2 separate regions of the Mus musculus genome follow, and region 1 is linked to region 2. The links are chromatin loops, found by intact Hi-C in ENCODE. Cell type or tissue: left cerebral cortex. All regions are shown on one strand. Each heading gives the region's core, and the rest is flanking DNA. Links, peaks and the distances in the headings are about the cores only. Region 1 overlaps Ascc3 (activating signal cointegrator 1 complex subunit 3). Region 2 has its middle 97 kb from the start of Gm35917.

The links. A loop is a pair of places that touch in the nucleus more often than their neighbours do. Peaks named below come from ENCODE experiments on the same cell type or tissue, not always from the same donor. Only the 100,000 strongest peaks of a DNase experiment are listed, where the experiment ranks them.
Region 1: it touches region 2 in a loop (3-fold over the local background); 14 of 42 quality-filtered maps call a loop at or near these places.

What each region holds. Positions count from the first base shown.
Region 1 is chr10:50,697,877-50,700,806 of GRCm38, forward strand. It overlaps Ascc3 (activating signal cointegrator 1 complex subunit 3), which reads left to right. Exons shown (of 42, transcript NM_198007.2): 15 at 2,064-2,255; 16 at 2,556-2,780. Among named protein-coding and RNA genes, the nearest start is that of Ascc3, 110 kb to the left of the region's middle. In left cerebral cortex, for the core only: a CTCF peak has its summit at 1,351 (motif pointing right); a DNase peak (open chromatin) is centred at 1,306.
Region 2 is chr10:51,283,107-51,286,036 of GRCm38, forward strand. No RefSeq gene overlaps it. Among named protein-coding and RNA genes, the nearest start is that of Gm35917, 97 kb to the left of the region's middle. In left cerebral cortex, for the core only: no CTCF peak of the experiment used is centred there; a DNase peak (open chromatin) is centred at 1,605.

The DNA of each region.
Region 1 (2,930 bases), core at 294-2,793, 590 kb before region 2:
TCCCCCTACACTGGGGCATCAAACCTCCATAGGGCTTCCTCTCCCACAGATTTCAGACAAGGCCATCATATCTATCTGGAGCCATGGATTCCCTCCCTGTACACTCCTTGGTTGGTAGTCTAGTCCCTGGGAGCACTGGGAGGTGCTCTTAACCACTGAGCCATCTCACCAGCCCCAGGAAATATCTTTTTAACCCCAGTACTATATTCTATGAATGCATTTCAGTTAAAATGTTGTTTTAAAAAAAGAAGCCAGAGAAACTTAAAGTGACAATGAGCTGTCCACTTTATGCAGAAGAATGGCATAATTTAACAAGAGCTGTAAGTTCAATGTCATGAAATTGCACAGTGGTGTGCACTCACATATATTGCTGAGCTATGAATCTATTACATAATGTTAGGCAGCAAACTGATGACTTAAAATGAAATTAAAATTATATTTACTTTTCAATTTAATTTTTATAAATTCTTAGCAATCTGTTCCAGAATAAAAAAAAGCAAAGAGTGTGTGTGTGTGTGTGTGTGTGTGTGTGAGACAACGTGTATTATCGTTGTCCTAACTCAGGTTTGTCACTGGACTCTACATTGATAACAAGTGTGTCTGGCTATTCTAGTACAGGCACTCTACAGGCAGGCTCAGCAGAAGCAGGCAGCATCCTTCAGTACAGTTGCACTGACGGTTAGCTCTGAGTGCTCTGAGTGCTCTGAGTGCTTGTGTCTTAATGTTAGAGAAGTGGAATTGGTCAAGTGGCCTCCCTCCTATTTTGGCTTCAGAAGGAACTCTGTTACCTCTTATCGAATACTTCCATGGTCTTTGATATTCATAATAGATGCTTCGTAAAATTAAAAATAATATCTCAGCTCTAAACAAAAAAGGCAATGTGATTCCAGTATAGTACATTTATTACTTGACATCTCTGTGACCAGATAGATACATGCCAAAAATAACTTGTGGGAGGAAAGATATATTTCAGCTCTGTTTCAAAGAGTTGTAGGCCATAATAATAGGGAAGGGATCACGAGGTTAAGGGAAACTGGAGTGTGCAACAGAAATTCCTTATATGGCAGTGGCCTGGACTAGGGGACCAAACTAATGCTCTTAAAGGCCCGCGGACACTGATCAGCTCCATCTCATAAATGCTCCATTACTTTCCAGTAGTGTCACAGATATGGTCCAAGTACTCTGAACATGGCCTGTGGTAGACATTGCAAATTCAAACCATAAATCTTTAGTTACACATAAAGTTTGCAATGTTTTCTACACAAATATAAATTAAGAGTATATTTGCATTTTGTTAGGTGTATATTGTCTTTGGGATTGTGTAAGTTGTCATTTATTTTGTTGGCCACTAGGTGGTGCAGTTTACTAATTTATTATACCCAACCTATAAGCAGAATTTATGAAGTGATCTTTTCTTTAGTTGATTGCCTAGAAATTAGAAAAAGATGTAAGTGACCCACGATGCAATCATTATGGCAAAGCCTGGATTAGAACCCCAGCTTCCTGACCTCTCATTCCCTGATATAGTCATATATTGAAAAATTACTCAAAAATAAGCTCTTATTGACAATAAGACTTTTTCCAAAACAATAATAAAGATATAAGATCCCCCCAAAAGGTATTATTATTAAACATCTTTCAAAAGTATTACACTAACACCTCCAATTTCATAAAAAATACTTTAGTGAGTTTCATCAGTTAGTTTATACAGTCTTTGGTGTAAACTTATGCAGAGCCCACAAGTTCAAACCAGTCTGAAGAATAGATACTAACAAGGAACTTAGTGCATTCAAAGTAGATGTATGGTTGTGGAGGAAATGTGATCCAATATCTTCCTACCAAAGAGCAACATGAACACAGCTGTAGATGAACACTGTGGGCTTCCTCCAAAATTTTAAGACACAAGATGATATTTGTATAAATCACTGTTACCAAGTTATACCTTAGGAAACATTAAAATAATTTTGCTTTCTTTGATAAACTCATTCAGCATGTATAAGGTATAGCAATTGCTGTTAAGTGATAATTAACTGCCTTTTATGGTTTTTTTTTTTAATTTCTAGGTACAAAAGTCAAGAAATAAGCAAGTGCGAGAATTATTCTCCGATGGCTTTAGCATTCATCATGCCGGGATGCTTCGGCAAGACAGAAATTTGGTTGAAAATTTGTTTTCAAATGGGCATATCAAAGTCCTAGTCTGTACAGCCACATTAGCCTGGGGTGTCAATCTTCCTGCACATGCCGTGGTTATTAAGGTAGGAGCTTACCTCCCTTTGCACATGGATTTGTGTCTGTCAAAGCAAGCTCCTGAATTGATTTAGTTAGAAAAATTTTGTCATTTGTCTGTTTCATTGACTGAATGTTGTTTTAGCCAGAATTATTTTCTCCGGTAAAAGTCTAGTTTATATTAAAGAATTTAACTCTATCCTACCTGATGAAGGGATTATTTAAAGTATGCTTTTGGAATCTTCCCATATTTGCCCAATTTCAGGTTCCAGCTCTTCAGGATTATATGTGTGTGCTTATGTAAATTTTATTAACTTTTCCTCATCTAGGGAACACAAATATACGCTGCCAAAAGAGGCTCCTTTGTTGACCTTGGAATTTTAGATGTCATGCAGATATTTGGCCGAGCTGGACGACCGCAATTTGACAAATTTGGGGAAGGAATCATTATAACAACCCACGATAAACTCAGCCATTACCTCAGTTTGCTCACTCAACAAAACCCAATTGAGAGTCAGTTTCTGGAAAGTCTTGCAGATAACCTAAATGCAGAGGTAAGAACTTGGAAGTAAAAGATTGAGTTGGTTGTTTATTTGTAGTATGAGGACTGTAGTGAGGGAAAGAGACAAAATAGAGGCTGCCGGGATGGCTCGGTTGTTAAGGGTGCTCACTGCTCTGCAAAACACCTGGGTTTGGTTCCTACC
Region 2 (2,930 bases), core at 244-2,743:
GGAAACCTGGCTTCCGGTGAGCCCACAACTCTGATGTCTCTCTCACAAAGCCTTTGCTTATGAAATGTCCTAAGATCAAAATCCAGGGATGTTTTTGTTATCATGCTATGATGTTGTTTACACCAGTGAACAAGAAATTGAACAAGAGTCTAAATTCAGCTGTTGAGCTTTTCTTTTTTTTTTTTAAGGTTTGAAAACTTACATGTTTGAAAACTTACATGTAGGAATTAGATTCCTAGACTCTATGTTTATAAACTTATCATAAAATCCTAAATAGGAGACAAACCACAAAACAAAACAGACAACAACAACAACACTACACACACACAAACACAAAACAAAAGAAAAAAATTTTCACTGTCACTACCTCTTCTGGACTGTGAACAGCTATGTGAAATACTATTGTTGTTATTTTTGTTCACTTTTGTACATTTTTCTCAAATAGAATGGGCTCTGTTTTGATGACTTGATTTTCCTCTCTATATTCTAGAATTCTAAACTTCTGTACACCCCATTCCTAATTCCCAACAATCAAATCAAATCAAATTTTACTGTAGAAATCTTGCTTCTGGAGTCTCTTTATTTAGTTAAGTTGTACAGTAAGTTTTATGAACAGAAATATACTCACAGAATTTTGAGGGGGTTACTTTAGTATCTATACTCAAGTTCAAAATCAGCTTGACTATTTCATATTCTTAGCATTTGTGTGCCTTAAATGACATACTTACTCTTGCTGCTGTTGTTGTTGCTTCACTGTACAAATTGCTAACATAACACAAAAGATTTTAACAAAACCCAATATATCTCTAATTATTTCCAATTTTCTTTTAAGGGAGTAAACACAGCATGAAAAAACATAAAATGCAGGTTGTTTCTAATGTTGTTCAAAGCATAACACAAAGGACTGAAGAAAGGGTTTATATAGCTAATGCATAATGTGACTGAACTGTTTGTATATTAAATATGATGTTAGGGTATAAATTAACTTAAGCTCTTGAAATTTATAGATGAATTAAAAATGTAAATCTACTATGAAAAGGCTATTTATCTCATTCGTTTGTATGGTAATTGACAGCTCATAATGAAATAATCTGATGCACAGAGTCCAGCTAAATTAGCCCACCAGTAGTGCACTGTCTTGAAGTGACTTCACATCCTCATTAGAGCCTCTCTAATTTCTAAAACAAAATTAATGCAATTAGTGATCAAATCAATACATATTGATCACCAGTTTCTTCAATATGGCATGAAAATATCAGGTCAGAGAAAGGGCTTTTTAAGACTATAGAATTAATATTTAAAAAAAATCAAAGAAGTGAAAAGAAAACCATATTTGTGCAATGTTCCAGTTAGCTATTATTTGTATGTGGAAATAATGGTTTCATTGTTGTGTGGGTGATATTCATAATGATGCACTAAAACACCACCCCTTCCCTCCAGCTCATCAATATGGCATTCATTGTTCATATAGATTTTTCTCTCTGTAAGTATCCAAAAGCACTTTTCCCCCTCATGGTGCAGAATTTCAGATGACTAATCACTCAAAAGCATTTCTCTCCTTTCACATGCAAATGTAAGCAAGATTTGGAAGAAGAGAAGTACTTTCAGGCCCTGGACCCAGTGCCTATCACAGGAGGGGGATGATTTCCAGCTAAATATATGCAGGCAGGACTTGAAGCCTGGAATGAAAATCAAAACACATTGGTGGAAGTCAAGGGATGCTGCTTTTTAAATACTAATCAGCTTATTTCTGTATGAAATAAAATGATACTTCCAAGAGACATGGAGAGGGGGAAAAAGTGGCAGGGGGTACCTTGTCCCCCAACCAATCCAACTGCAAGGTGTTGTTCAGCTGGCTTCTGCTGAGGTTCACACACATAAGGACACTTAGGATGGATTGCCTGGGCTGCTCCAATCCTTGCCCTGAGAGTCAGCAGACCATGTATATCATTGAGAACTTTCTGAGTAAACTCAGAATGTATCATAGGCCATACCTGCCTTTATCTGGGGAGAGAATATCCAAGCCACAAGACTGTGTGTGTGGTGGTAGCGGTAAGGTGCAGTCATAACCAACCAGTTTGCCTCTGCAATCTCAAGGTCATGTTGGGCGGGCACATTTGCTAACTCACTCAGGTCTGCATAGCAAGAAGCTGTAATACATGTGAATAGATTCCCTATTTGTTCCCAATGAATTACAATTGCTTTCTTTAAAAGGGGGAAAAGTAATGAAGGTTTTCTTGCAATTTCCACACCATGTGAACATAAATACAGATTTTCATGGTGTGTAAATGTATAAGCTGTCATTACACAAAAGAATGACAAAAGAGTAACAAGAATAGGTTTCATGTTTTGTAGGTGGGTCCTGTTTATTGTGAGTGCTGTCACAGATCTTTTTGAAGGACAGACCATCCCCACCGGTGCTGTTCTCGGTACTTCTGGTAAGCCAGCCTGGCATGCAATGCCATAACTAGGACCACAGATTTTCAATTAGAGTGTGTTGTTTGTCAAAACAATATATTTGTATTTTTTGTACAATTTAAAAGTTCTCTGAAAGGTTCCATACAAATGTCCAGAGGTCCTTTTCTAATAGGACATTGTTCTAATGTTCTTTACCTGTCACTGGCCCATGTGATGGTTTGGAAAAAAGGACTCCAGGAGAAAATTGAAGAAAGGCTTCCACTCAATCCTTTTGTGTCAAACTCACAGTAGACTTTAGAATAAAGAGAACTTTGAGAAATACAGTAAAAGGGTTGTTACACATTTTTTTTAAGTTTTATTGTGTTTAATTTTTATTTCCGAGAATTTTACATATTTATACAGTAAAATATGAACATACCTAACCTTTACTTCCTGCCACATTCCCCTACTTGCCTGGAAGAAATCAAGGACCACACAGAAGCTGAGGGTCCTTCTGAACTTTTCTTTCTCCT